Regions from separate parts of the Mus musculus genome. Here regions 2, 3, 4, 5 and 6 are each linked to region 1. The links are chromatin loops, found by intact Hi-C in ENCODE. Cell type or tissue: heart. All regions are shown on one strand.

Region 1 (5,000 bases):
CTGTTGTCCATTCACTTCTTTCGAAACCTGTTTATGTGTCTCCTTACTGTTCCCACATTGGCAGTATGACAATAACATATCTTTAGTATGTCCTTGAAAATTCAAACAGCATAATTTAATTTCTAAATCATGCTTATGAAATATATTTTAACTCTATAACATTTCAGGTACAAGCTAAAATCCAAGTAGTAAATTTTTCCTTTTTGGTAGTAAATCTTAGAAACTGGTTTTAGCGAGGCTAGGTTTATGTCTATAATCCTAGTTCCCAGGAGGCCACACAAAATGTCTTCTCTTTTTGTTCCTTTTTAATTTTTTCATCCAACGCTGACCTTTACATTCATTACAGTGAATGTCTGTAATCATAGCACTCAGGAGCCCAAGGCAGGAGGATCATAGGTTGAAAGTGGTTCTTGGCTACCATGAGTTTGACATCATCCTGGACTCATGAGACTGAGTCTCTAAATAATAAAACAGAAACTACATCTAGGCTTAGTGTTCTGCCCAGCCTTTCTGGTCCTTGGCTCTAGGGCATGCATGGAAATCCATCTTTCTGCTAGTTTCACTGTTCAGTTTTGTCGGGGGCTGCCTCTCCTGATGATGGAGATAAAATGTCCACATGACAGAACTCTGTAAGAGAACTTCCTGAGCAGATAATCCACTGTAAATTTCTCTCTTGTTCACCCAGGAAAAGGTATCTTCTCTTAATGATGCTGTTACTTAGTTTAATTGCGTTATCACTTTCTCAATTCAATTATTTTTCATATACTATTGAAGCTATTAAAAACAGAAGGACACCGGTCCCGGAAAACTGGCTTTCAATTGGCATGCAGTGACACACTGGCATATGCGTTGGTATCTCCTGCAATACCCCAGAGCCAATATCCAAGTGGGAGACGTTCGAAAGTGGTGACCTGATGCACCTCCACATGCTAAACACCCATAAAGGAACCACAGTCGACCCTTAAGTGGTCCCCTTCTTTATTCTATTTAGAGTAATAGAGATTATTGTATCTATAAATGTGGGAAGCCACATGTGCCGTTGCAGAGTGGCGCTGGCTACTGCTGGCCACCATGCATAAGTTTGGACAAACAACCAATGTGTACATATGCAGTAAAGTTTTTTGCCAAGATACTGCCTGGCCCGGGCATGATAATGAGGTTTTGAGAGTATAGCCAATCAGATGTGAGACATGCAAATGAGGTATGATAATGAGACTCTGTGAGGTACTAAGAGAGAGTAACCAATCAGATGAGGAACATGCAAATGAGGTATAGTGCATAACCAATCTGGGTGTGAGACACGCCTCTCCTAGGCCTATATAAGCAGCACAAGTTCTGGGCTTGGGGTCTCTTTGCTTCTGCAATCAAGCTCTCCCAATAAACGTGTGCAGAAGGATCCTGTTGCAGCGTCATTCTTGCTGGTTGAGTCGGGCGCACGCAAGATATAAAGTATGTTCTCTATCTTTCACATAGCCTGCAGGGCATGTCTGTGCTGGGGCCATGGCATACTCAGAATTTCTAGCCCATTTTTCCAAACTAAAACCTATGTATAACTTTATTACATGATTCTGGAGACACCATTGAGTAAAGAGATGAGAGCTACTTCAGTAGGTGAAAGCAATCAGAACTAGAAGAACCTATCAGTAGATGAAGACAGGAATGCTTTAGTGGCAGTTAGGACAAAAGCTCTGAAGAAGTTGCCCGACTACCTACTAAGTGTGAAATCAAAAAACCCTGACTTCCACCTAGTGACGTCCATCTGCAAATGGAAATTGCCATATGATTGCCTTTTGAGGATGCTAGGAGCTAATCTGTGAGAAATAACTGATGTCCACATATGTACGTGCATATCTATGCAGTGTTAACTCTTTGTTATCTTCCTATCATGCAGTACTTTGATGCAGCTAGAAAAATTACACTGTATGTTTTGTGATTTGGCAAACACGGATTCTTCTATTTTTCCACGAATCTCAGCTGAGTTGATGTAGGGATGTGGCCGCTAGAGGTCCTTACAGACATCGCTTAGCCACAGTTGGGGCTGAAGGGTTAAAGGGGTTTCTGATCTTTTGTAAATAAAAGCTTCTTACTGAAGGCCTTATTACTACAACTCAGGGCACCCAAAACAGTGACTATCTTATTAATTCTCTCAAGTAGAGTGTAAGAAGTTTTGGAGGCAAGCCATTAGGACAGTCCTAGCAGCGCAAATGCCTCGGGGATGAGTTGGGGAGTGGGGACGAACTTGTAGGATAGATGCCCCCTCTCTGTTGGGGCGCAACTTCCAACAGTGCCCTAGTCTCTATCGCCAACTTCTCTGATGTTGGTGATCAATCACACTTGAAGTCTCTACGGTACAGGAGACCCTGCTCTCCACTCATGCTCCCTGCAGTGACAGTCTCTCAACCAGGGCACCCTGCTCTGCTCGGACCTGGAGCGGGGACGCACTGCAGACTGGCCCTGGAGGAATTAGATGACTGCAGCCATACACGACCCCAGCCCTGAGGCCCACGCTACCCCCACCTCTCAGCTCTCGGCTCCTCGGGCTCCCACTCGGAGGCCGGCGCTGTGCTTGGCCGCTGTTCAGCCCGCGCTCCCCGCTTTCCCCCTCCCCCTACTGCTCCGGGTCCCTGGAGGCTCAGCGGCTGTTGGAACTGGAGGTGGAGCCGAGCCCAGGGCCGCCTCGCAGGAGGGAAAGTTCAGCGGCAGCAGGGGAGCAGCGTAGCCGAGGGATCCGGCTCCGCTGTCTGCAGTGTTGCCTGGGGTAAGTCGGGGTCCCTACCCTGAGGGCTGGACGGGTGTGGCCCGCTATGTGCGGGCGTGTCGCTGCCGTTTTCCAGTCCGCGCCACTGCCCCCGACCTCGACCTCAGGGTGGCTCTCTGTCAGCCGGGAGGACGCCTGCACCGCTGGCTTCCAGAGACCACTGCTGTCCTAGGGCTGAGGACTCCGGAATCACTGCCCTCTGTAGCCCTTGCGAGGCGCGTGGAGGGATCGGTGTCTCTAGGTGGACGCGCGAGGGTCCCGTGCCGCACCCCACGGCCAGCTCAGCTTCTTCAGCGGTAATTGAGCCCCCAGCTGTTGGCTTACTCTCCAGAAACCCCACTTCAAAGTAGCCTTGGCATATGTGCGGGTGCCTCTAGTTTGCTGTTTTTGGATTGTATTTGCTGTGATGAAGAGGGTGGCCCGTGGGCAGCACGCTCCCCTGCATTGTGCCGCCGCGATGGTGACTCTCTGGATCCCAAGGGTCTTCACATCTGCATGTGACTGCATGCAGTTGTATGTGCCAGGGGCGGGGAGAAGCTCTTCCAGGGAATGGTCTAGGGGTGCAGTGGGGCATTCCGAGGGCTGGAGGAAAAGGAAAGCTGTGCTGGGCGAAGGCAAAGTTGTTTGTTTCCGCCACACTTCCTGCACCTGTACCCCTGTCGTCAGTGATTCTGAAGTTATGGAGGAAAAGACGTTAACACTATTGTACATATCCTCAGTGGACGCTAAAAATGAAGTAGTAATGAATGATCGGATGGCTGTATTTTGCAAAATCCATTTTTTATTCAGATTGCAACGACTTGGCACAGTTTTGACTTAAATGTCATTAAAGACAACTAACTACGATTCTATATTTATAAAGAATTTAAATATCTAGTAAACCCTAGCAATTCCACGGGGTTTATTGGATTGTGTTGACACTTTTTGTTCAAGAGAGCTCCAATTATTATGGTCCTTGAGCATTAATAAACTATGGGTTCTGCTGCGTGGAGAGAAGTCTAACAAACTTGGAAACAGAAGTGTAAGGCAGAGAGTAACTGGTTCTCTAGGCATAAAAGGTCACCTGAACACACAGAAGAGGGATTGCTGTAACAGAGGGATTATGTGTTGAGCTTCCAGAAAATATGAGATGGGCAATTCCCATTGTAGGAACCTAATACATATATGATCACTCCTCTGCATTGAATCAACTACCTAATGGATGTGTCCAATGTGCTTCACTAGGGTGAGCTCAGGAAGTGAGCTTCGTAGGGTGAAGAACAGCTATTAAAACAGCCTAAGACAAAATCATGAACGTACTTAAAGCACTGAGGTTTTCTTGTGTGATTAGTGTCTGAATAATTAGCACGGTGTAATTGTCAAGCTTGAACTTTGCAGATTGGGACACACCTGCTGTCACTCCAAATTACGAGATATTACTTTAATTTCTCTCCATCTTCTTGTCTCAGATCTCCTATATCTAGTTGCAAGCCATATTAGCGAGCTTCAAAGAAAAAAAATATCCATTGTTTAGATTCACCCATTTACATCATTGTGAGATTGTGTTTGCTGTTTCGGAGAACTGGCATCCAAGAGGTTCATCCTACTTTTTAGCTGCATGACCCAGGGCCAGTCACATATTAAATGGTTTCAAGATTCTTCATTTGATAACAATACTTGACAGAGTGAAATAACATTCTTTTCTAAGCACCCAGAGATACAGTAGACCCCTCCCAAATGCTATCCTTTGCCTCTCTTAAATACTTTTAGATATGCTTTGACACTTAAAGCATTAACAATAATAATTCCTTCTTTTATGTGATCTTTTGCTTGTTGATTCATGCTCCATCTATGCATCCATCCATGAGGTCATTACCACTGAAGACCATCGGATTTCCTGTATAATATTCCCTGCTTGGATGTTGGCTCTCTCGAGAATGGTAGTAGGCAGTGCTTCATGGGTTTCTTTGGGTTGAGAATCCATCATCAGGATTAGGGATGATGAAGTGGACTTCCCAGTCTCCCTGTTTCCCAGCTCTGTGCTAAATAAGATGATGCCACACCCAAAGAAGAAACAGTAAGCTGTGAGTGGCTGTTGCCTTTCTTGCTTACCCTGTGCCATTCAATGGCAAGCAGCAAGGACTTCCTACACCTTTACTGATTTGAAGCTTACAGTGCAATGAAGTTATTCTTCAGCTCACATCCTTCTTCGTGTACTCCTGATGAAGGGACCTTGGGACTGTAAATTATAGCCCTACCATAT
Region 2 (5,000 bases), 370 kb after region 1:
AAGTTTCACCAGGGTTGCCTGCAGGGGCACGGGTGGGGCATTATTTGCAGCACTGTCTGTACCTTACCAGTGCCTACACCACCCGACACCACTGGTAGAGATCTCTTTTTCTCACCCCAGCAACTATTAACTGCACACAAATCCTCCGACAGTGGTAGGTGGGACTTCCTGAGTCCCCCCAACTTCAGGACAGAATGTTACGGAGCATCATCATGATCAAATTCTTGCGTTCATAGCCTGACATAGACCGTGCACTATTGAGCTCTTGATAAAAGAATGTTTATGATTCATTACCTCTTTTGCAAGACATTTATTGGATATAATTTAGGCTGTGGGAAGGTTCTAGAACATGGAATAATAGCAACATAATACATGACCTGGAGAACTCTTTAACTATGATTTATGATTCTCAGTTCTTCATCAGATAGGAAAGAGAATGGAGCCTTGAAATGAAGAGGTCTGTCTGAGAATTAAAAAAAAAAAAAAAAAAAAAAAAAGTGGCCAGTACCCTGGGGTCATGAAAGTGGGAGAGCTGGTCCTTCCCCTCATGAGCTGCACCACTCAGAAGATCAGGTCCCGCACCTTGACTGGGCAGCACAGAGTTGGCTCTGGTGGCTTGGGTGCTGGTAACCTGGCCCCAAGGGCATGAGAGTAGGAGAGTTGACCCTGCCCTCTGTGGGCTACAGCATTGGGTGAGCTATTCAGACCAGTGCTAGAGAGCTTACATAGGAAGTGTAGGTACAGGAGAGCTGGTGGGACGACCAACTCAGCTACCATGAAGGCCCACACCCAGGGCTTTGACTTGGTCTACACCAAAATCTACCTCATGTGCTTGAGCATGGGGAAGGGTAAGTCCTACAGATGCAAAGCTGCAGGATCTCCATGGCACAGGGCAACAACAGGAGAACCAAGAGAAATCCAGGTGAGGGTGCAGTATTGATGGTTGGCCTCAAACCAGACTAATGACTCCTTACAATGTGCATTTACAAGGAAAACTGTGAACTCAAGGGTATACTGTGGGACACATTACCATTTCCATAACAAGATATTTTCTATGCTTTGTTTTGTCTAGTTTTGTTTTTTATTTTCTTTTGTGTGCAGGGGTGGGCATTGCTAGGGCAGAGGACAGAGGGCAGATACGAAAGGTCTGGGAGATGAGTGGAACTCGGGGACATAATGTGAAACTCACAAAGAATCAATGAAAAGTTAAGAAAAAAAAAAGTGGCCAGTGGTGGAGCTGGAACAAGACTGCTCCTCCTCTCATGAGCTGTTACACATGAACAACACCCAAAGCCTTGTATCAGTACTACAGACCCTCCTAAGGCCTCTCTTTCCCTTGTCTAAGGAGGTGATTTCCTGCCTTCTAAGCACCTATAGGAACTACAAGGATCATGGGGGAAAGTACCTATAAGGATTTCAACTCCATTCTCAGAATTACTTTTGACAAATGTGTGTGTGCCTGCATCTGTGCATGTGGATGTGGGTCTGGGTATGTGTAAGTGCGTGTATGTGTGTGTGTGTGTGTGTGTGTGCATGTGTGTGTGTGTGTGTGTGTGCACATGGCAACCTCTATTATTGTTTATGTATTGTAGCTTCAGCAAATTTGTTGGAATTTTTCTCCAAAGGAAGAAACCTAGCAGAGCTGTGTTGCTCTGTTTTTTTGCAGTCATGGTGGGCTGGCACTTCCCGCACGAGCTTTCTGGAGTAGCTTCATCTGTTAGCCCTACCCTCTCCTCTGCCAGCCAGTGGTAGTGGGAGCCAGGGGGGCAGGAACAACTGGGGTCTCTCTTGGGTATTTCTTCTCTTTCTCTGTTGTTGGCCTGTGAATTCCAAGCTGTTCCCGGGGCCTCTTCTCAACTTCCTGAGCCCTTTGCTGGCTCTGTGCCCAGGCCTGTGTGACAGGCCTGACCTCACTTCTCCCTGGCACTGGGACCAGGCCAGACGTGGGTGGCTTTTCCATGGCTCCACTGAAAAAACTTGCTCTCTGAGGTTGTTTTTTTTGTTGTGTGAGAGAGTGCATGTGCATGTTGTCATGCCTACACCCTAGAAACAACCTAGCCAGAGGTGCCCAAAATCACAAGGCTCCACTTTGGACTTAGTTAGCTTATTGCAATTTCATTTGGCATGCGCATGCTCACATGCAGGAACACACTCCCACTCCCATCTTGCCTGGTTTTTGGCTCTGCTCATCTAAGTGTGTGAAAAGCGCTTTTAGATACTCTCCCTGACAGTTTCTTCCTTGCAGGTCATAAAGAAGGAAACAGGATTTTGGAGGGACTTTGGATTTGGGATGACATGTCAGTACCGGTCAGACTTCATCAACATAGGTGAGATAAAACTTCGTGTCTACTGCCACCTGGAGGCCACTGTCCCACAGACCAGGTTCTCCTGGTAAAGGTGTTGCCACAAACAGTGCTGCTCCCCAGGTCACAGGAGGCAACATCTGGGACCCTGTCATATGCACCAACCCCTCTCAGATGTACCCAGTACCACCCAAGGTTTTACAATGACAATATTCAAGCAAGTTCGGTGTGGTGCCTCCTCCTCTGTGGGTTCTTGCTGTGGAATCCACTATGATGAACATTGTGAGCCTCCAGCAAAGTGATGAGGAAAAGGAAGGCAATCAGAGAAAACACATACAAAGAGGATCGGTGTTTTTTACTCTGATGATCCTTATTTAAAGTCCCATTTGCCACTTTAAGCTCTGAGTATACAATTGCTGTCAACATGAACACCCATGTGTGAACATGTCCACACATACAGACACACAGATATGCATAAACACAGAGATGTAGACATGTGTATACAAATGTTCTCAATGACACACATACACAGACACACAGAGAAACATATAAACACACTTATTCACATAGATACATGCACACACATATATTCAGACACGCATGCATATAAACATATGCATGCATATACACATATCATATACATGTATAAATACATACACATAAAAATGTACACAGGCACACACATGGAAGCTTACAAGAACCCATTTCAAATGCATGTGAGCCTACCTACAGGAATCCAAAACTCAGAAAGAAAGGCCATGGGTTTCAGCAGAACAGGCCAAAGTGCTTAGAGGGAAAGGGGACTCCTGGGACTTCACAGCAAATGGAAGGTGAGAGTGGGCTGGATTCCACATGGCTAGAGCAAGAAGGAATAAGTCCAAAACCTTGACTTGGGCTCGGAGGGGCCAGGGAAGCACTTGTGTATGGGAAGCAATGGGACACTCCTCTGCAGGCCTCTCAGGTACCACATCCTTCTCTCTTCCACATGCCTCCCCCAAGCCTGCTCTGAGGCTTCCCATCTGGAAGTCAAGCAGCAGGAGTCAGGCCTGGGTTTGTTTTGTTCTGTGGAGTGCAGTGACCTTGGGACTCCATAGAAATAACCATATTAAGATGAAAATAAATATGAAACAACTTATCCCCTAGGAGGCAGCAGAACAGCATGGTGCCAGTCTATCAAGACAGCTGCCTGGTAGAGACAGCAGGTGTCCTTTACCATCACTCTGGGAACTATTCCTAAGTGGTAATATGCATGTCAGATTCCCTGAAATGATACTCATTTAAAAAATAATAATTTCTATTTCAAGAAGCTATTGTTCCCTTGCCCTGTACAGAGGAAGATGATTTAATGGGGTGATGACGCCTATGTTTATTAAATTTGGATTAGTATTACATTGGGTTCTATGAAGATAAATGTCACTACACCTAAGGAGAGGATCACAGTGACCTGGGGAGGCCTCCAGGGGCCGCTGCCATGACCTCAGAGCTTCAGAGTCCCCTATTCTTTGCAATCATGTCCTTATTTGCATGTGTCTTCCTTATGACCCCGGATTTAATGCGAGAAGCTGAAGACAATAATAAATTTAGGTCAGCAAGGCAAACCCTTACTAGATTCTAGCTTGTTTTGTTATGACTCTACTTCATTTAAGGTTTTAAATACCCCAAAGTTCAGGCAGGCATTCTGTCTGTAAGCTCATTCTTCTAATCCCAGCAGAGGCCGTAGAAATGCAAATTCAAGGCCAGCCTGGGCTCTACTCAAGACCTTGACTCAGAAACAAAACAAAACAACATCCTAAAAGTTGACAACTTAACAGCAACCATGCTAGGAAACGTCATCCACATGCAGTAGTGCCAGACATGGGATCTCTCCCGCGTGTGCCACCGTCACTCAGAGACACAGCCTGGGGTGGCTTGGCTGCGATTTCTGGTTCTGAATTTTTCTGGTTTGAGTTGGCCCTGACCAGAGCACTGTAGCTGGGGTGTGCAGGCAGGGGTAAAGAGGCTACATAAAATGTCTGGGACAGGGTGCTGAGTATGGTCTTGGCATGGCTATTTCTCATAAGAGCTGGCTGGGTAAAACACGCAGGTAAATGCAGAACAAATAAGGGAACGGCTGGTTCTTCTTTGGCTCTCCCTGGGGCCTGATAGGCTTTCGGTTAAGGGAAAAAGCAGCTTCTGGCATGGGGACAAACACCTGCAATCCGAGCACTTGGGAGACGAAGGCAGCCTTGGCTACACAGTGAATTTGTAGCCAGTCCAAGCCACATGAGACCCTGGCTAAGCAGAAAGGAAAGCAAATCGAAGGGCATGTTCCTTCCCCACAGTGAGACACCAGGGGAAGGAGGTCAATGTCCAAAGAGATCAGAGTTTTCTGGGAGAAAGCCCCAGAAGTACACCCATTTAAACTGAGCCAGCAGCCTATGGGGAAGGGTACACATGAATGTTCAGGACTGTTGTAACCGAGGAAAGGGAGAGTTCTTTTATGGGAGTGGTTTTTTTTTCCTATTGCAAACCCCCATTTTTAACTCCTTTACCCCACAAGCCCTAAGGTTTATTCTGCTTGCAGTGGCAGAAGGAAGCCATACCCAGAAAGAAATACAGGATTTAAATGGCAAGGTGTCATGTTCAAAAAGAAGGGTGCCTTGAAGTTTTAATCCCGGGCCAGGGCTATTCACTAGTACTACTGATGGCTTTTGCAAG
Region 3 (5,000 bases), 260 kb after region 1:
AGGAGACACACATGACTGTTAGGTGGCCACAGGTATCTGGGAAGGCACCACCTTCTTAGGTTGTCATGGATTACACTAAGAAGAATGTCCTACCCAGGGGTTTTCAAGATAGACATGGTAAAAAGTATATTCCATGCTCATCTTTAAGCAAAGCACGGGCCCTATCCTAGCCTGGTATCAGCAGGTTGTCTCTTCTCTTGAAAAACTATGTATGCCCTATCTCTAGATGTTTTGGCTTCTTTGCTCTTTCCTCTTACACTGCTTTGGTACACTACCATCTAGGATTTTACATACATATACACACATATTTGTGTGTGTGTGTGTAAAATATATTAATATATAATATATTATATGTTAATTATATAAATATATAACATATTTATCTGCATATACAGAATTAAAAGCAAAATGAATAATATATTATATATAATTACAAATTATCTACAAAATGAATAATATATGTTATATTTCATATATTATATATAATATATATTATTCATTTTCTTTTTTAATTCTGTATGTACAGAGTTGTTCTTCCTGCTCTCTAAAATATAAATCTGACTGAAGAAAGTCATTGTAATATTTTAGAATTAGAAGGCCTCTTATCCTGTGAAGTACGTGGTAGCCATCTTAATGTCACTGTAATAGATGCCTGAGATCATTACCTCATTGTCAGGGTTGATTTTGTCCCATGTATTTGCACATTTCTGTTCATGTGTGATTGAACCTTTGATTTGGGGATGCGCTGAGGCAGCATAGCATGTCAGGAGCACATAGTAGAATAAAGCCACTAGTCTCATTGCTAAGATGCAAAAAGGAGAGAAGAAGGGTCAGGGTTACAGTCTCTCCATCTAGAATGTGATACCCTCCCCAACCTGCAGGCCTCCCCTAACCTTCCCCTCTTAAAGGTTAAAGTATACTATTGGGTGCAACATCCCAATAGTACCAACTATTGATGAGAACCAACATATGGGCTTTGGAGGCATGCCACATCCCTGAAACCCCCTGAGTCTGTGTCCTGGCCTTGGAAAATGGAGATCGGTGACTTGCCATCGAGAATGTCATAAGAATGCAGTGAAACTACAGGTGATGCACAGCGTTTTGCCAACAGCTCTCTGCAAAGCCTCTTCTGAGATTCCCAAAGAGGGTCCCGGGTTACTTTCTTTGGCTGAGACAGTTTGTTCCCCATTTCCTGTTATTGCAGTGATTTCTATTGTTTTCTTTGTTCTGTGTGATCTGAGGCCCTTCCTTGGTCAACAGTCTTTCCCACTCTGAGCTTTCCTTCTCTCTGCTGGCAAGACCTGTGGCACACTTTATCTGGAAGGAAAGAGCTCCATTTTGCTTCTGTCTGAGTCGCTTTTTACTGTGAATGAAATTGACAGCATTTTCCCAGAGCCACTGGACCCTGTGAGTCACACTGACCTCACCTTGTAGCTGACACTCAGCATCCAGCAGCTCCACCTGCATCTGCAGATGACATTGTGCTCATTATGTAGCTTCGAGGTACTTAGCCTCTGAGCATTGTTCATTTTTAATTAGTACCCTCCTTGTTAATTACCAACATGAATTTCTCTGCAAGCTGTGCAGCGTGGATCTCAGGACTGGATCCCTCTAGGCATTCCCTTCACTGTGTCTCCCTGAGGGCCAAGCTGGCTTTGGCTGCAAGTTGGATGCCAGAGTGACATTGTGGCCATGGCTCTTGCCTCGCTAGAGGAAGCAAAGAGGGTATTGCTTGGCATAAGAGAGCTTCTATTGTGGCCAGCCATCATGCTCACTGACCTAGAGATAGTTTCTTTTTCTTTTGAAAAGAAGAACATCTCTTAGTTGATTAAAAATCCCACTTGCCAGGGTGCCTTTTAATTAAGATGTCATAAAGTTGATAAGCATGTGTAATTTCCTGGCCTCTGCTCAGAAACACATGAATGCTGAAGACATTGTGTCCTGCGCCCAATTGCAGAGCAGTAACAGCAGCAAAAGGCTTATACTCTCATAACCTGGATATACAACGTTTGTTAGGGGAGTGTGAATTCTATGTGAATCACAGCTGATTGGGAAGTAAATAGCTCAGGCTAGAGAAACAACTTCTTCTCTCATTTGAGTTGCTGGGAATATCCATAAGTGTAAATAAAGCTTTAGCACAAGTTCAGAAGCTAGAAAAGTGAGGTGTATTGGGGTCTACAGTGAAGAACATGTGCCAACAAGCAGTTTGGATAATTAAGGATATTAGGTAGTTTATTGTAGTGGATAAACACAGGGCTTGAAAGTCAGCTAGAACTCTGCTTGGCCACTGGCCCAGGCTGTGCACCTTGGACAAGTCACTTCACTGCTCTAAGTCTCGATTTTCTTATCTTTAATGGGGATAATAAGACTTAACTCATGGGATTAAATGAGATAATACTCGTAAAGTGCTTAGTCGGATGTCTGACCCAAAATAAGTGCTCACTAAGTGGTCGTAATTATGAGAAATAGGAGGGTGTAGGGAGCTTGGCTTTAAGGCTTCTTGTTTTGCAGTGCCCAGGGTGGCTCCCCACAGCACCAAGGAAGAAGCAACCTAGGCCGATCCCTACGCAAAGACTCACAGCTGACTCAGCTTGCATCCCTGACTGAGACATCTTACTTCTGGGAAGAGCTCCGTTCCTCCCAGGTCCCTTGAGCAAGGTCTTATTATTCTCTCCCTGTTGACATTATATCTGCTGCTCGTCCTGACTGACTTCCTCAAAGCTTCCTGAAGCTAGAGTGAGGGGGGCAACTGTTGGGAATGGAAGATACTTGCATAGAGAGGACCCTCTCTATCAAGTTTTGTCTACCAAGATCCACAGTAAATGAAAAAGCAAAAGCAAAAAGAGGGCAAGAGCTAAAGGGGCCTGGAAAGATTTCGTGTCTTTGCAGTGAGCACTGTCACAAAGATTAATCTTGGTACGTTTATTTTCTGATTAGCTGATTTCAATTCATTTTTCACACTTCCCTTGTCCTGCATCTCTATATGGAAAAACAGAATAGAGTAATTATTTTTTAAAAAATAGATTTACAGAGGAAGGGGTGGAGGGCACTGGCCAGCTTGGGAGTCCTTGACTGAGAAGTGAGCAGTACGCTGGCCCCATTGGGCTCTATGTGCTCGGAACCAGTTCTCAGGGCCTGGGCATAGGGAAATGGCACAGGGCAGACCCTTGAAAACCATCTTAAAGATGAGTCTAAGTCCTCTCAGTTAGGTGAGAAGAGAGGTGAGTCCCTGATAATGGTTTGGGTATGTGGCCTAGCCACAGATGCTGAGATTCTTTGAGAGAAACAGTAGATTCCAGAGGCAGAAACATCCTTTAATCCAAGGTCCCCTGTCAAGGGAGAGAATAAAACAGAGCATGCTGGGACTCTAGACCCAATCCTTGTAGGAACTCCAGCCTATGGAGAATTGGAATGCAGTCCAAAGGTCAGTGACTGAGGACCTCAAACATCACCCTTATGTTTGTTTGATCCATCTGTAAGAAAACATTTCAAAGTATCTCATACTTCATTATTTTATAGATAATGTTTTGCAAATACACAGTACAATATTATAAAATTTAATTGTAACTCCCAAGTGAGTATATTTGCATATAGATGACCTATTCAAAAGTCCCATACTTAGCTAGGGAGATGGCTCGGTCAGTAAAGTGCCTACATATGAGCCTGAGAACATGAATATGGATCCCCAGCACCCTCATAGAAGAGTCAGGCAGGGGTCCAGGTGTGCATAGCCTCAGTACTGCTGGGGTGGGGAGATGGAGACCTTTGAAGCTGGCTGGCTGGCCCATCTACTCTGTTTGTGAGTGCTAGGTTCAGTGACGAAGCCTGTCTCAAAAACACGGTACACAGAGGTGGAGGAAGATGTCAACCTCTGGTTCCCACACACATGTGCACATGCATGTCTGCACATGTACACACATGTGATGTCTGGAATGTACTATTTACTTTTAAATTTTTAGGGGTATCTGATCTCTACTGGGGGCTAAGGAGCAGGTAAGAGTCTGTATAGACCCTTTTCATTATGAGGTTTGAGCCACTGCTCTGTTTTAGGTGGCCTCGTATTCTAGCTGGAGAGAGTCAAAGAAAGCATTAGATGCTATCACAGGCATGCCGAAATGCTCAGCGATGGACTGTTGTTTTCCGTTGAAAATCCCAGGTCTCAGTGAGATTTGGCAAGAGCATCTCTTCATTTATTCAGTGTTAGATAATTTATTCAGTGTAAGTCTGCTGATGTGCATCCCCCACACCCCATACCATTCTGCAGTCTCTTCTGGGGGCACACCTGAGGCTAAAGCACCTGGCATGCATCTATATGATGCTAATGACTCCATGGAGCATAGAAACCTGGAATCCAGAAGGAAGTGTAGTAACCGACAAGCCTTCACTGGGGCTTTCGGCATGGGGAATGGGGAGATTATAAGGCTCCAGGTCTACTCAGAGTACATTAGCCACTATGAATGTATCCTTTGCTTTGAGTTAATTAACTATGCAGATTATTATAGACACTCTGTAACAGTTGCTAGGGTTGTTAAGTACTCTCATTTCAAGAGAAAGGAGATACAAACATGCATCTTTATGTGCACCTGTGCATATACTGAGAGCAATATAGGGAAAGTCTAGGGACTTTCAGCCCTAATCTGACTTCAATCATTTCTTTCACTGTTTTCTTCTGTAGAAACCTTTCCCATGCTTGTTTGACCCATACTGGCTTCTTTTCCCCTGTCTCGGACTCTCCCTTCTTGCTCTCAGGCGGAGTGGCTGGTGCAGTGTCCAGCAGGAGATAGATGGTATGGCAATGAGTAGAGAAAACCTTGCTGTGGAACTCTTCTTACATTTATGATAAAGAGAAGCCAGGTGTCAGCAATAAGTCAGAGGCAAAAGACAATAGAGGGATGGTTTCTGTATGTCTCACCTGAACACCATGGTGGAGTGGAGTGCCACTTCATACCAGGCACAGAAGCACTTCTGAGTGCTCCACCAGCCTCGTGTCACGTGACCTG
Region 4 (5,000 bases), 310 kb after region 1:
TCTTAGGTAGTCTAAGTTTCTGGGTTAATGTCCACTTATCAGTGAGTACATATCATGTGTGTCCTTTTTTGATTGGGTTACCTCACTCAGGATGATATCCTCCAGATCCATCCATTTACCTAAGAATTTCATAAATTCATTGTTTTTAATTGCTAAGTAGTACTCCATTGTGTAAATGTACCACATTTTCTGTATCCATTCCTCTGTTGAAGGGCATCTGGGTTCTTTCCAGCTTCTGGCTATTATAAATAAGGCTGGTATGAACATAGTGGAGCATGTGTTCTTATTACCAGTTGGAACATCTTCTGGGTATATGCCCAGGAGAGGTATTTCTGGATCTTCCAATAGTACTATGTCCAATTTTCTGAGGAACCGCCAGACTGATTTCCAGAGTGGTTATACAAGCTTGCAATCCCACCAGCAATGGAGGAGTGTTCCTCTTTCTCCACATTCTTGCCAGCATCTGCTCTCATCTGAATTTTTGATCCTAGCCATTCTGACTGGTGTGAGGTAGAATCTCAGGGTTGTTTTGATTTGCATTTCCCTGATGATTAAGGATGTTGAACATTTTTTTCAGGTGCTTCTCAGCCATTTGGTATTCCTCAGAATTGAGAATTCTTTGTTTAGCTCTGTACCCCATTTTTAATGGGGTTATTTGATTTTCTGGAGTCCATCGTCTAGAGTTCCTTTTACGTATTGGATATTAGTCCCCTATCTGATTTAGGATTGGTAAAGATCCTTTCCCAATCTGTTGGTGGCCTTTTTGTCTTATTGACAGTGTGTTTTGCCTTACAGAAGCTTTGCAATTTTATGAGGTCCCATTTGTCAATTCTCGATCTTACAGCTCAAGCCATTGATGTTCTGTTCAAGAATTTTTCCCCTGTGCCCATATCTTTGAGGCTTTTCCCCACTTTCTCCTCTATAAGTTTCAAAGCAATATACTGCAAACCAGTAGCCAATATCACCCTAAATGGAGAGAAAATTGAAGCAATCCCACTAAAATCAGGGACTAGACAAGGCTGCCCACTTTCTCCCTACCTATTCAATATCGTACTTGAAGTCCTAGCCAGAGCAATTAGACAACAAAAGGAGATCAAGGGGATACAAATTGGAAAGGAAGAAGTCAAAATATCACTATTTGCAGATGATATGATAGTATATATAAGTGACCCTAAAACCTCCACCAGAGAACTTCTAAACCTGATAAACAGCTTCAGTGAAATAGATGGATATAAAATTAACTCAAACAAATCAATGGCCTTTCTCGACACAAAGGATAAACAGGCTGAGAAAGAAATTAGGGAAACAACACCCTTCACAATAATCACAAATAATATACAATAACTTGGTGTGACTCTAACTAAGGAAGTGAAAGATCTGTATGATAAGAACTTCAAGTCTCTGAAGAAATAAATTAAAGATCTCAGAAGATGGAAAGATCGCCCATGCTCATGGATTGGCAGGATTAACATAGTGAAAATGGCTATCTTGCTGAAAGCAAAGTACAGATTCAATGCAATCCCCATCAAAATTCCAACTCAATTCTTCAACGAATTGGAAGGAGCAATTTGCAAATTCATCTGGAATAACAAAAAACCTAGGATAGCAAAATCTATTTTCAACGATAAAAGAACCTCTGGTGGAATCACCATGCTTGACCTCAAGCTGTACTACAGAGCAATTGTGATAAAAACTGCATGGTACTGGTACAGCAACAGACAGGTAGATCAAGGGAATAGAATTGAAAACCCAGAAATGAACCCACACACCTACGGTCACTTGATCTTTGACAAAGGAGCTAAAACCATCCAGTGGAAAGAAGACAGCATCCTCAACTAATGGTGCAGGGTCAACTGGCGGTTTGCATGTAGATGAATGCGAATTTATCCATTCTTATCTCCTTGTACAAACCTCAAGTACAAGTGATCAAGGAACTCCACATAAAACCAGAGACTCTAAACTATATATCTTATTTGTAAAACTAAAATGAACTCCTACCAGGAGCTAATTAAATGACTCAGTCAAACACAAGAGATTTAATTTGTGACTTTCCTTGAAGCACAAAGCAGTTGATGTTGATGCTTTGAGGATTTAAAGGGATCCAGTTCTTTAAGCCCAAAAAGTAGAAATTCTAGGCTATTAAGTAGCTTGTTTAAGGTACAAAGTATAAGAACCAGGACTAAACTGAGACTGTCTGGCATGGATGCTGGCCAACCTCAGAAGTTTGTCTGGAAGAGTCAGGAGACTCAGTGCATCTGGCAGAGGGAAGTGATCTATTCTAATTGTATTAGTGATTGTGAGCAAACATACTGTTATAATATTTAATAATAAACAGAATTTTTGCTAATCAGTATGGATGATTAAAGAGGAAAGTGATAATTAGAAAGGCAAGTGACAAAGACGAAAGAACCAACGTTTCAACATTTTCAGGTAATATTATGAATTAAAAGTGAATTTCATGACATATCGGGGCGGAGAACTGAGAGCAGCCAATGGCCAGTCTGGGTTCCAGGGAGATGGAGAACCCCACCGGAGGCGTGGTCTCCGGACAGCAATGCTAAGCCAAGGCTGGTAGCAGTGGGTCAAAAGCAGTTTCTCTTAGAAGCATGCGTGCCTGGAGCGTACCTTGGGGTTAAGGTGGGCCTCAAGATCCTGGAGGCAGTGTAGGGACACATCCTCCCCAGTGCGTGAATTCAGCCTTCTGGACACATTGTAATAACAGAGCTTGCCCTTCGTTTACCCTACCGGGCAGTGCGATGATCACTGGGCCCTTACTGGATTCACCTGGAAACAGATTTCTCCTAGGCAGGTTCCCCTCAACAAATGCAGGTTTCCCTTCCTCTCAGTTTCTAGCTAATCTTTGAAGGGCCTATTAAGTTGGCTTTTGTCCCACCTACCCACACAATCACCAGGCAGAGCTGCTTTGCTCTGATAAACATGTTTTAATATTTATGGTCAGCAGAAGGCTCAAAGTCTTGAGAAGTCTCTGTTGCCACACATATCCTCAAAGCCTCCTGGAGGGGGCAGCCCTAGCCGGCTTGGGGTGAAGCTCACAGGTGTCTTTGCAGACCTTTGAAGCTTTGGGTCAGTGATCTCCTCAGGATCTGGGTTGGCTCAGAAGCTATCTCTGGGCTATAGCAAAAAAACAATGCCCAGATATTGTACCTCTCAGTTGGAGTCCTTTGTGATTCTTTTCCCAGAAAAGGTTAAATGGGTGGAGGGTTGGGTGTGGACCACATTTCCCAGTATAAACAAAAGCACTCAAAGGAGGCTCCCTGTACCTGTTTTTTGGTTTCAGTTTGGGGTTGGAGTCTTGTACTGAATGCTATTGAGTGGTCAAGGGGCAGAAGGAACAGGATCAGTTCAACTCATCAGAGCCTAAGGCACCAGGCCAGCTGATGTCTGGAGGCAAGGAGTATGGGGATGGCAGTTGGGGACCAGTGGGAGGTTGGCCAGGCTAGAGGTACAGCTGGACCCCCCCACCCCCACCCCCAAACTGGACTCTTAGCTCAGTTAACAACAGCTGGTAAAGGACAGCTGGCATCCTGTCCTCCTCTCCCACCAGTGTTAGCACTCACTACACCCAGTATTCTCAGGATACAACAGCCTCTGAGGGCTTGTTCCATGCAATCCTGGGTGGGCTTTCAATTCAACGCCCTTTCTAGCACACATGAGAAGGAACTCTCCCAGAGCCTGGTGGGTCACAGCAGCAGTCCACAGCTGTGCATGGAGGTAAGGAGAATGCTGGCTGTGCTAGTGTTTCTAGACACATGACTGCCACACTTGGTCACTACTGGGATCCTTCCCACCTCTACCTACCTGTCTGGCACCAGGGTCAAGTGCCATGGATGGCCTTTGTACCTCTCTACTTCAGGATGCCACCTGCCAAACACTAGCATGCCTCAGAGCAAGAACACAGACCTCATGTGCTCTCCACATGTTCCTCTTATATATTACATGATTTTTCTGAAGTCTTGGCCTATGTGACTAAAGCAATTAGACATTCAATGACTAATGGCACAGCCTAGAAAGACATGATCACAGCAATGGCATTTATCATGCTGATGCTGGCATTGATGAGTACTGCTTATCCACCAGATTTGCATATTTTACATGTATTGATTTACTCTTCAAAGTATCTCTTAGAAGAATGATATATTACTATAAACCCTATCTGAAAGACAAATAAATATTGACATCAATGAATCAACAATAGATTGTATTACTTTTTAAGGATGAATTTTGCAACGGGCTTTCTGATATACTCTACTGAGTTGGTTAGCTTTTTGAAGCATCATAAATTTTTTCTATTATCAAAAGTCAGTTTCAATGATAAAGAACAGAAAAGCACTAAAAAAATATCTTTTTATGGTAATGTTGATCTACTTGGAAGAAATGAACCATGATATGGCTCTTAAATTCACAATTGTATGTCCATCCAGCTGTGAACACATTGTGTATAACCTTGATTAAGTTACTTATTTCAATCTTCAAAGGGCTATAGTCACCCAGATGCAACAAGAAAAAGCTTATCTATTTGAAAAATATGTTAAAAAATCAAGATAGTATTTGTGAACATGGTTGGAAAGCCAGGTATGAGTGATGGTAAATATAAATCTCAGTTCAGACATGCATCTGCTATTTTGGTAGCCAGTGGCTGGATAGAAGACAGTAGTGGACCACAGATAATAGCTTGGTCACACATCCCTTGGGCTTTGATCTTTTACTTCCTGCTTCCACCTGCTGCTCTTATCTTAACTTTTCTGATTTTCCATAGCATCCTGAGTAGAAGGATGTACTGTGTTTTCAGTAATAGCAACTCTGTAGTCCCAAGGGCTCTCCACTGTCTCGACCTCATCCCTCTCCACCTGACTTCTTTGACTTCATTTAGTCTAACTGTACATCCATAATTCCTAATCACTGGTTTCTTAAAATGAGATCAAAGAAAGATCTGCCATTTCTACCTAGTGTCACTATGCCAACCCACTAACAGCACTCCT
Region 5 (5,000 bases), 180 kb after region 1:
ATGTCAGCCTATGGTGGAGCATTTCACATTCAAATCACAACCAGTGCCTATGTGGACAGGGTCAAGTAGTACAAAGAGGCAAGCTTGCTTTTCTTTTCAGTGTTTTTTTTTTTTTTTTTTTTTTTTTGTGGAAGAAAAAAAAATCCTGGCTTTACTACATATTAGCCATGCAGATTTCTTAACCTCCTTCTGCCCCTCTGTAATAATGGAAAAATTAATGCGCGTGTTGTGGCTATTGAATGGCTTCCTAAGCGGTACCATGGTATGGTGAGGGCTCATTGCCTGTGTCCGGCTGAACACACCCCATTCTCTTTAGCATATTTAGTTAATCTTCTGAGAATTTTCACTATGCTGTTTTGTTTCTATCCTGGTCACTGCTCTTGGTTTTGCTGGCGACTCTGCATTCTTGTATTGCGCTTTTTTCTTTACTAGCTGGAGAGGATTCCTCTCTGGAGGAGCTAGAGGCTTGGGATTAGTAAGGAGACCATGCACTTCCCAGAGCCCAGGAGCAGAGTTTTAATGAGTTCTTTTACTAGGAAAGGAGGAAGAAGCTGAGCTGTTTGTCCTCTGATTCCAACCTGCCTAGTGTCAGGGTCTAGGCTGGCTGAATGTGGATGACTTGGTGCATATGAAATGACTGAAGGCTGCTGTTCCAGCCACTGGGGTGAGAGAATGACGGAGCTTATTAATGATCTTGCAGAGCTACCAGCCGACAGTCTATTTGTTTTCATTATGTAAACCAGCATGGTTTGGGATTATGCAGATTTCCACCTTTTTACTTAGAAGGCAAAGAATATTCATTAAGGATATCAATAAAGACCTTGCCCCTGATGGAGTCTCCGAGGCTGTTTCCTGCATGCTGAAAGACAGAAGAGAAAACTTAGGGGGTTGAGAGAGACTCAGAGATTGATTGGAAGGCAAATTATAAACCCATTTCAGCTCTTGGCCTGCAGGCTGGGAAGTAACATTATTTGTTGTCAGGGATGGAAAACAACTGAGATTCAGGTCCAAGTGATTATTCCACGTTGACACTGCTGCCTCTCTGCCAACTGCAGCTCCATTTAGACATAGATTAATTAGGCTGGTGGGGGGGCGGGGGGCGTTGGGCTAGGAGAGCTGTGTGGAAGCAGGCAGCTCGGCCAGGAGTAGTCAAAGTTGGAGGTCTGGAGACTTGCCCCTCCCAGGAAGATGACACCCCACTTCCACTGCTAAAACCAGAGCAAACCAGGGTGAGAGAGTGTGGATAGAAAACAGACCCTACTTCTATAGCAAAGCAGTGTACATTTCCACTGATTTGTTAATGCCAGTGAGGCAAAACAAAACAAAACAAAACCCAGAACCAAAAACAAAACAAAAACAAAACAAAAAAACAAAACAAAAAACAAACAAACAAAAAACCCAAAAACCCCCACAACAACAGAAAACAACCTTCAAACTCACTTGCTGGCAGGCTGTCCCTATGGAGACAGGGTGGGGGGTTGGGGTGGGGATGGGGGCAGCAAGTCATCTGTAGACTTTAGTGGCTTATCAATCTTTCCTTTGGCCTTGTAGAAATCATCTTGGACTTTTTAATCATTCCTGCATGTGAAATGGAAATGTAGTGTGTATACACACACACAAACGGATATATTATGTCCATTACTTGAATTATGAGACAGACAGAATAAAAATAAGGAAAATTCTTGGGGAAGTGAGCCCCATGTTAGTTCATTGAAAACAGTATATTACAGGCTCCACATGAGGACCTTAGTGTCTCTCCAGAATCTTTCTTACTTATGGGGAGTCTTTGGTCTGAACATCTTCATATTCTGCTTGTATCTCAGCTGACAGCATCTGTTTTGTCAAGGGCTGGGACAGTGTAGGGTCCATCCGTAACTCACCCCACCATCCTTTAGCGAGGGCAAGATGTACAGAGAGGGGGCTGGGCAGGGGTTCTGGATCTCGGGATTTGGGTGGGGAGCCGGATGACAATCAAAAGCACCCAGTCTGTCTTCTCCAGCGTCTTTGGCAGGCACTAGTCCTGCCAGCAAAGCTTTCCTCCAGGGCTGAAGCAGGCTGGCTTAGTGTTGCGAATGCCAGTGGTGGTCACTGGTAGTAAGATTCCCAGAGGGAACCCTTGCAGCGTGTGAACCTTTTCAGAAAAACTCAAATGAGGAATTTTCTCTTTTACTGTTAACACTTCATTGCATGGATTTTTTTTCCTCCAGTGGTGGCGCTGAGCTGAACACGGTGCTAGCAGAAGGGGGCGGTACTTTCCCTCTGGACCCTGACTTGGAAGCCAAGTGCAACTCCAGCGCAGTCACCACCAGAAGCAGATGTGCGAGCGGAACAGCTGTGCGCCTTTCTTTCTGCCGAGGTTAGCTTGTTTGGGTTTGTTCTTTTCCACATGGAAGTGCGGTGTTTTGCCTTCCTCTGTTCTCAGCCGGGCTTTCGTGCTTTTAGATATTGATGGTTTCATTTCAAAAAAATAATTTGCGTTTTACTTATTAAAGAGGAAGAGGGGCATATTCTACTACTTTGGGGGGCATAATATGTTCAGATGAGTTGTGTGTTACATACTAAATCACATGCATTTTACCGTTATTAAATCTCACTGTATTTAAAGGATGGAAATTTACAGGGGTTGCCTCCCATTTCTTTTCCTCTTAGCATTTTAGACTCCCTTTTCCATTATAAGAGAAGCCAAGATCATTTTTAGCCTTTAAGGATTTATGTAGCACTTACTCTTGCAGATAAGTGAATCTATTTGTCGCAGGTGACTTAGAAAGCAAACCTTACACTGGGATATAACTTCCGCATTACTGGGATATCCCAGCTATCTACAGAATATGTTCATTTTACTTTAATAGTTATATTAATAAAAAGTTATTTTTAAAGGCATCATTTTTTTTTAAAGAAGCTCAACTAGTTTGCTTTGAAACTCCTCATCCACTGGCAGTGATCTCTATTTCACTTTCAATACTCTTTTGGTATTTTTGTCTTTTTAGAGCATTAATCAATAGCACAACTAGAAGAGCTTTTTTTAAACAAACAAATAAACAAAAAACACACAAAAAACCTTAACTGACCACTAAATTGAGAACACAGCTGGGACAGAATATTAACCTTTCTGAAATAGTCATTCTTTAGCCAAATGGGTACAGTGATTTTTGATCAAGTTAAAGTAAAATGGTTCGGGAAGATGAATCACCTTTGTAATATCCCTAGGGGTGGTCATTAGAACTATTTGAGAATTGCTTCCTAATGAATATATACTATTGGCTTAGGCTTTGGGATAAATGTAGTATTTCTGACAGCTTGTTTTGCTCTTGTAAGCAATAATTTTGGGTTTCTTTACTATAAGATATTTAAATACAACTGGCAAGATTAATGTTAAAGAAGTTAAGTCGAGAACTTGAGAACTGGAGGCAGGAGAATTAGGAGTTCAGGGGCATCCACATGTACCCAGCAAGGTCCTGGCCATCGAGGGATAGGAGATTCTGCCTCAGTATAAGCAGGAGCCTTCGCAACATCAGTAACATTGGGAAGGGAATGGGAAATTGTACCCATACTTCGTGTTTTCAGCAATGAAATCTTTTTTTTTCTTCCAGTTTTCTCTAGAAATACAAATAAAAAGTAGACAGAGGGATGAAGACAGGAGAGCTGTGCCTGGCAGACACTTTTGTCTTTGAAAAGTGCTGCTTCCTCCTTAACACATTTTAACAGAGGTTTTATTTATGTTTTTGTATTATTGATAATGGGGGTGGGGCAGGGGTCTAGCATTGTTATTGTGGTTAAGATAAAAGGAGTAAGTTAAGATCCATGAGTCAGTTTTACATTATTGTACTAGGAAGATAGAAAATGTGGCGCTTTAAAAGGGACCACATTTGAGTTGTCGACAGCAGAAAACATGTAAGTACCTCAGCCAAAAGTGAGCAATAGGAACACAACTGGAGATTGCTTCTTGACAAGTTCTTCTCTAAGTAGTAAGTCAAAGGGCTGTGAAAACAGGTGGCCAACTTCAGAGCACAAGAATGGCTCTCACCTTGAGTCTTAGGATGCTTAATGTTTTCAAGAATAACTTGGATGGTGTAAAAGAGAACACCCCATTTAAAAATCACGTGTGCTGTAACTGTAAAAGTCTTGAGATGATAGCAGAAAGGGTCCAGGGTGAAAATTAGCCAGGAAGCAATCAGAAATTGATCAAAGTCTATGTGGGAGAAATCAAATGTCTAAGTTCTAAAGCTATTGGGTAGTAAGACAGGACAGAAGAGGGGAGGCTGTAGTTCATACATTGGCTATGAAGAACAGTTATAATCCTGTTGGAACCTAGTGCAACGACAGGAGATCTTGCCCAGGAAACAGGAGGCCTGCCAGGTAAGCACTAGCTGGAGAGAGTTGTTACCTGCTGCTCCTCACTCTTGCTGACTCAGACTTGAACCTCTGGCAGCAGTGATGGGCAGGTGCCCCACACAGCATGGGGCTGCTAATCATGCAATCCCATGTGGAAGGCATTAATTCTCGTTCCAGATATTTAATAGCACTAGGCCATGCCCATTTTATAGTAGAAATATCCTTGTGTCCTGTGTGATATTTTTCTTGTTGTGGTGATGGAATAACATCTTAAGAGAGGAAGGATTGTTGGGCGTGGTGGTGCACGCCTTTAATCCCAGCACTCAGGAGGCAGAGGCAGGTGGATTTCTGAGTTCGAGGCCAGCCTGGTCTACAGAGTGAGTTCCAGGACAGCCAGGGCTATACAGAGAAACCCTGTCTCGAAAAACAAAAGCAAAACAAAACAAAAGAACAAACAAACAAACAAACAAAAAAAACAAGCAAGAGAGGAAAGATCGATTTTGGCACATAGTTCAGGGCATACAATCTATCAGTGTGGTGAGGTTATGCTGGTGGGAACTGCTATGGCTGTTGCTGTAGGAGTGTGAAGTGGATGGTTATATCATAGAGGCAGTCAAGAAGCAGAGAACTGGGGCAGGAACTTGAGAGGTTTATACCCCATAGCCCTT
Region 6 (5,000 bases), 620 kb after region 1:
TGGACCACCCTTCCCATTATGCTATCTCATGATGTCCATCCTCTTCAGTGAGTTCAAGTGCATCACTTGAAAGATGGGTGAACAGAATTTAAAAGGTTTTTGTTTTGTTTTTTTTCCGTTTCCCAGTGGTGTGGTTGTCTTGTTATACTGTACATTTGGAAAGTGTGGATTGGGTAAAACTGAGTCTCTATGTGAGGATTAGTGGCATGAGCTAGAAGAAAGGTGTGCTGTCTGTAGAGGGCGGACATGAAAGGAACTGTCAGGGAAGCCATAGGAGAGTTCCATGAAATTCACAGTAGCCTTCTGAGAGCTGGGAGGTGGCCAGCTCCATCTGGATCCTGTGCCTGTCTCCTGACTGCTTTTGCACACGACCTGCCTTATCGTTGCTCTTTCAGTCAGAGAGCCTACAAAGTCACAATTAAGGATGAGTCCAAGTTCTCTGTGGGCAGAAGCAACTGGAGCATACTTCCTTAAGAAATAGCTCACATTCCATTTAAGTTTTTATATCTCTCTTCCTGCAGGGATTTAGCAGACAGGACATTTGTGCATCCGAGCCCAATCTCTGGATATAGGGTCACACAGCAGTTATCTATGGACTTTGATTCTGTTCACCGCTGATTTTCTTCCCTCTGGTCTTTGGAACATAGGCCCAAGCTTAGGATCTGTGGCCAGTTCTCTGGGGAAAAGTGCTTTGGAAGTTGGCCCAAAAATGTGGGCCAGCAGTAGAAGTCTTATTTTCGATTCCTTAGTGAATGGACCCCCACCCCCACCCAGATATTTGACCTACCTAAACTAAATGTATGGAATTCCTAGGGGGAATGGATATCTCAAGTCTAAGTCCTAACTGTAAGAAAACCATCAGAATAGAGCCTCAGTTTCCCCTATCTTGAAAGCAACAGTATCCCTTGTTTTGTAGTTGTTATACACAGACATTTCTGTTCTCAAGTACCTGTCTTCATTTTTTAAAATCTTGTGGCACTAAGCATTGAACCAAAGGTCTTTCCCATGCTGGACAAGTACCATATCACTGACTTACAGCCCTAACAGTAGATCTGTCTTGAGGGGAAGAAGAGGAAAGTCAAGACAAATGTGACATTAAGGAAGACTAGAGAAGGGATGGAGTGTAGGCAGTGTGTTTCCAGAGTCCAGTCAGAGAATGGGACTACGAAAGCTTATCAGAGGAATTGTGAAATCCATTCCTTCAGATCTACAAATCCCTTAAAGGCTTTACAAGTGTCATTAGTCAGGTGGTCCAGCCTCAGGCTATGTGTTTGGTGGTGGTAGTTGTTATTGTTGTATTGCTTGTTTGTTTGTTTGTTTGTTTAAATCAACAAAGATAGTTTTTCCTATGTCCAACCCTGGTTATCCCTCATCACCCACAATATGAAATATTCTGCGAAGTGCTTAGTATTTTCATGTTTGAGAATTTACCTTTATGAACGTACAAAAACTGATTTAAGCAATTTCTTGTTCAGTCAACTACAAAAGGTAAGACCCTGATGACTCACAGTGGGATCTTATAATTGATGTAGTAAAGAAGAATACAACAATTACATCTCAGGTGATTACATATAGTAAAGTCCTCTCATTCCTATGTGCATGTTGAAGAGTTGAGGTCCTTGTGTCAACTTTCCCAGGGAAAACAAATTGCATATCAAGAATAAGAAGTTTGCAGTAGTACAAACAGCCAAATAGATTCTCTTGAGGTTTCAGCCCCCAGGCTCTAGAGTGAATGTTGGCATGCATCCTCTGACTATAAGGAATGAGTGCAGCTAATCAAGTCACCTGGATCGTCAGTTGTAGGATGACTGGGAACTAGTAAAAAGAAGTTAGTTCTAGTCCTCTCACTCTGTGACCTAGACAGCTTCCATGTGCTATTCTCCCTGCTATGAGAGCATTCCCAAATCCTAGATAAGAGACGATGCTTTGAGGATTGATTAGCAGTTTGGTAGGGCCCACAGCTAGGATTTGGTAGCTTAGGACTGTCAAGTCATCTACCCAGAGTCCAGGTTTCCCTTAGCCTTGTTTCCTGACCTCTACAGCTGGAGATATTCTAGTGGAAGGTAACCTGATATGTCCTACAGCCTTTGATTGACAACATACTAATTTCTGTGGTGGGAGAGTGGGTGAAGAGCTGAGAACTATCGAATCTAACTGAGCATTGCATCACTCAGCACCACCAGCTGTCTGGGTCAGGAGAAGGTGGGACTGTGGCTCATGGTGATGCCGGCAGAGTTCCTTCACATGCCCGTGGCTATTCTGGAAGAGTAAATTAGGAAAAGTCCAGAGTCTATGCCAGAGCCTGCCCTCACCTTGCCTTCTACTCCATGTTATACTGCCCCTTAGTGGAGGACAAGGAACTGTGCACATTACACCCAAGCTTGGGGCTAAAGACACCAAAGGATAACAGACATTATTCCCAAGAGGGTATGGGAAAACCAACAACTCAATAATCATTTCTAGAGTTTGCAGGTATATAAAAATTAGTATTCGTATCTTACACGTCGTATTCTAAAATAGCAGTGACTATGTGTAAGTACAAAATTCTGTCCCCCAAATACCATTTACAAACCCCACAAAAGGTCATCTAAGTTCAAGTTTCTCAAAAACCAGAACTCTCTGGGGCTTGTTGTTTTGTTTTTGTTTTTGTCTTTGTCTTTGTGTTTTCTCCCTTGCTCTCGCACAATAGGAACTCAATTCCAATCAGCTTTCTGAGTTTTCTTTGCCAGCTTCTAGGAGGGTTCATGGTTTAGGAAACAGCATGTGGATAAGCAAGACAGACATGGGAATAATAGAGGTTTAACCAGCACATTCCAATGACAGAAACAGAAGGCAGGAGATTTTCTAATAGTCAGAGCCTGTCATAGGAGACTACAGGAAATAGTTTTAACTCTGTACTTTTATATCATTAGTCCTTGAAATGAAACCAATGTTTCAACTACAAGTGTATAAAGCACACTAGATTTTTGGTAGAAAGTTTTTAATCAGATAAAAGGTAATATGTGCTGGAATCCAAGAGATTAAGAAAAGGAGTAAAACCTAAATTTTAAAAGCTCTGGTTCTGTCAATAAAGCTAGCTCATGTCCTGGGCTCTCTGTGGGCTTTGCAACTCTGTGGTAACTATGAATCCATGAATCTGGAAAGAGAAGAGAAAGTGCTTCATGAGATAAAAAACCAACACAATTTCACTTCATCTAGTACACCTTATTTGTCTCTAAAGATTCATTATCCTCTCAGATAACTACATTGTATAAAAGTTCCCTACAGAAAGGGCATACCTTTCTATGGGAACACTGTGGCTCCAGTGTGGAGCTAAAAGTTGTGTGGAGCCTCAGTTCCCATCACAGAATGGCAGGGCCTGTGTTGCCAGCTGTCAGATCCTACACTGATGTTTCTTTTTCTGACCAGATTTTAGCTAGAATGAAATCACTTTGAAGACCGACCCCTGAGCCTTGGACTATTTAATGCCCCAGGAAATTGTCATTTCCCTTCTCTGAGAAGTATTCCTTCCTTCCTCAAGCTTGGTTCATTTTTCTGGCCTGTCATAAGTTTAGAGACTGTTCTACCCATGAAATGGTACCGTAGATTATGCTGTCTCTATTTTAATCTACCTTGGTGATTAATGCTGAATTTTAAGAAGGAATTTGAACAGAGAGAAAGCACGCACAAGTGCTCATATAGAAATGTTAGCAGTGACAGAGCTAACTGTGCAGTGGAGCATCCCTTTTAGAAGATTCCGGTGTGCAGAAGACAGTGTTGATTCGATTGCAAGGTTTATTTTTAGTCCATTTCATGCTACATTGATTTTGACAAAGATGTCATGATTTATTACTTGAATAAATAACGGTTGAGATAGCAGAATGGGTTTCAACTTTCCCTCCTTCGTATCTCCATGACAACACACTCTCTTCCTCACTTCCTTTGACATTCACACAAAGTTCTTTGGATGGTTGTACGAATGCTATCATCTGTAGAGTAATTACACAAACCTCAGTGTTTCAGTCTACCTACAGGAAGCAACGGGCAGAATACCCAGGGCTATCTTATAGCTGTGTGTCCCTGTTACATGGGGAAAAGCAACCAGACTGGCATCTGAGACCTAAGGGTTCTAGATTTCTTTATAATTCAGAGTAGCAAAGGGAGGGCAAATGCCTTCATTCTGGATCCCAGTTCCATGGCTGCTCTGTGAGAAGATTAGACTGTCTGGTTTGCTTTCTCCCCTTCCAACTCCACTGATCTAAGACAACCCAGTATTAGAGCTGTAGTCCTTAGGGGCACATCTCCAAAAATCCATATATATTGAGAAGTCTCTCTGTGTTAGAAATGACCCTTGTTTGTACAATCAGATGTCTCTCCTGCCTGCATTAGGCACAAATGGCAGATATAGGTAGGTAGCAAGCTTAATGAATGTCCCCAATCTCTTTCAGAGTAGTACAAAATTACAATGTAATTTGCACAAATATCTTGTCTCATCCTCTTAGATTTTAAGGACACCAGATTTTATGACCTCCAGAAAGATTATTTTGAAATCATATCTTTGGGAGCTAGAGAGATGGCTCAGTAGTTAAGAGCACTGACTGTTCTTCCAGAGGTCCTGAGTTCAATTCCTATCAACCACATGGTGGCTCACAACCACCTGTAATGGATCTGATGCCCTCTTTTGGTGTGTCTGAAGAGAGCCACAGAGTACTCACATAAAATAAATAAATAAATCTTTTTAAAAAAAAAAAGAAGAGAAAAGAAAGTATATCTTTGAATTAAGCACTATGATAGCATCAGCTGTGGTTCCACATACCTGTAATCCTAGCAGTAAAGAGGTTGAGGCTGGAGGACTGCTTCCAGTTCAAAGCCAGCCTAGGCTACATAACAATAGCATCAAGAAAACAAAAGTGTAGCCTCAAATCATTTCCCTGTTCTGCTGTTTTGATTTGTAAATAAATGAGTTTCCTTATTTGGGCGCTAATTATTGAGAAAAAAGAAGAAATTAAAAAGGAAGAACA

Evidence for each region. A loop is a pair of places that touch in the nucleus more often than their neighbours do. Peaks named below come from ENCODE experiments on the same cell type or tissue, not always from the same donor. Only the 100,000 strongest peaks of a DNase experiment are listed, where the experiment ranks them.
Region 2: a loop joins it to region 1, with 9 times the contacts of the local background. A loop is called at or near these places in 22 of 42 quality-filtered maps.
Region 3: it touches region 1 in a loop (2.9-fold over the local background); 2 of 42 quality-filtered maps call a loop at or near these places.
Region 4: a loop joins it to region 1, with 3.0 times the contacts of the local background. A loop is called at or near these places in 5 of 42 quality-filtered maps.
Region 5: a loop joins it to region 1, with 4 times the contacts of the local background. A loop is called at or near these places in 11 of 42 quality-filtered maps.
Region 6: it touches region 1 in a loop (3-fold over the local background); 4 of 42 quality-filtered maps call a loop at or near these places.

Annotation. Positions count from the first base shown.
Region 1 is chr8:68,732,784-68,737,783 of GRCm38, reverse strand. It overlaps Csgalnact1 (chondroitin sulfate N-acetylgalactosaminyltransferase 1), which reads left to right and starts at 2,638. Exons shown (of 10, transcript NM_172753.5): 1 at 2,638-2,758. In heart, a CTCF peak has its summit at 1,997; DNase peaks (open chromatin) are centred at 2,633 and 3,253; H3K4me3 peaks cover 1,609 bases; H3K27ac peaks cover 1,221 bases; H3K27me3 peaks cover 376 bases.
Region 2 is chr8:68,359,395-68,364,394 of GRCm38, reverse strand. Csgalnact1 (chondroitin sulfate N-acetylgalactosaminyltransferase 1) reads left to right here. Exons shown (of 10, transcript NM_172753.5): 9 at 2,246-2,327. Among named protein-coding and RNA genes, the nearest start is that of 1700125H03Rik, 6.6 kb to the left of the region's middle. In heart, CTCF peaks have their summits at 2,358 (motif pointing left) and 3,470; DNase peaks (open chromatin) are centred at 1,894, 2,354 and 4,504; H3K27ac peaks cover 370 bases.
Region 3 is chr8:68,469,752-68,474,751 of GRCm38, reverse strand. All of the region lies in intron 3 of Csgalnact1 (chondroitin sulfate N-acetylgalactosaminyltransferase 1), which reads left to right. Among named protein-coding and RNA genes, the nearest start is that of 1700125H03Rik, 100 kb to the right of the region's middle. In heart, no CTCF peak of the experiment used is centred here; no DNase peak of the experiment used is centred here.
Region 4 is chr8:68,418,794-68,423,793 of GRCm38, reverse strand. The region is part of intron 4 of Csgalnact1 (chondroitin sulfate N-acetylgalactosaminyltransferase 1); the gene reads left to right. Among named protein-coding and RNA genes, the nearest start is that of 1700125H03Rik, 53 kb to the right of the region's middle. In heart, a CTCF peak has its summit at 3,045 (motif pointing right); a DNase peak (open chromatin) is centred at 3,283.
Region 5 is chr8:68,554,328-68,559,327 of GRCm38, reverse strand. It overlaps Csgalnact1 (chondroitin sulfate N-acetylgalactosaminyltransferase 1), which reads left to right. Exons shown (of 10, transcript NM_172753.5): 3 at 2,208-2,356. Among named protein-coding and RNA genes, the nearest start is that of Csgalnact1, 180 kb to the left of the region's middle. In heart, a CTCF peak has its summit at 2,226 (motif pointing right); a DNase peak (open chromatin) is centred at 2,287; H3K4me3 peaks cover 599 bases.
Region 6 is chr8:68,115,003-68,120,002 of GRCm38, reverse strand. It overlaps a transcript of Psd3 not described here. Among named protein-coding and RNA genes, the nearest start is that of Psd3, 140 kb to the right of the region's middle. In heart, a CTCF peak has its summit at 2,363; a DNase peak (open chromatin) is centred at 352.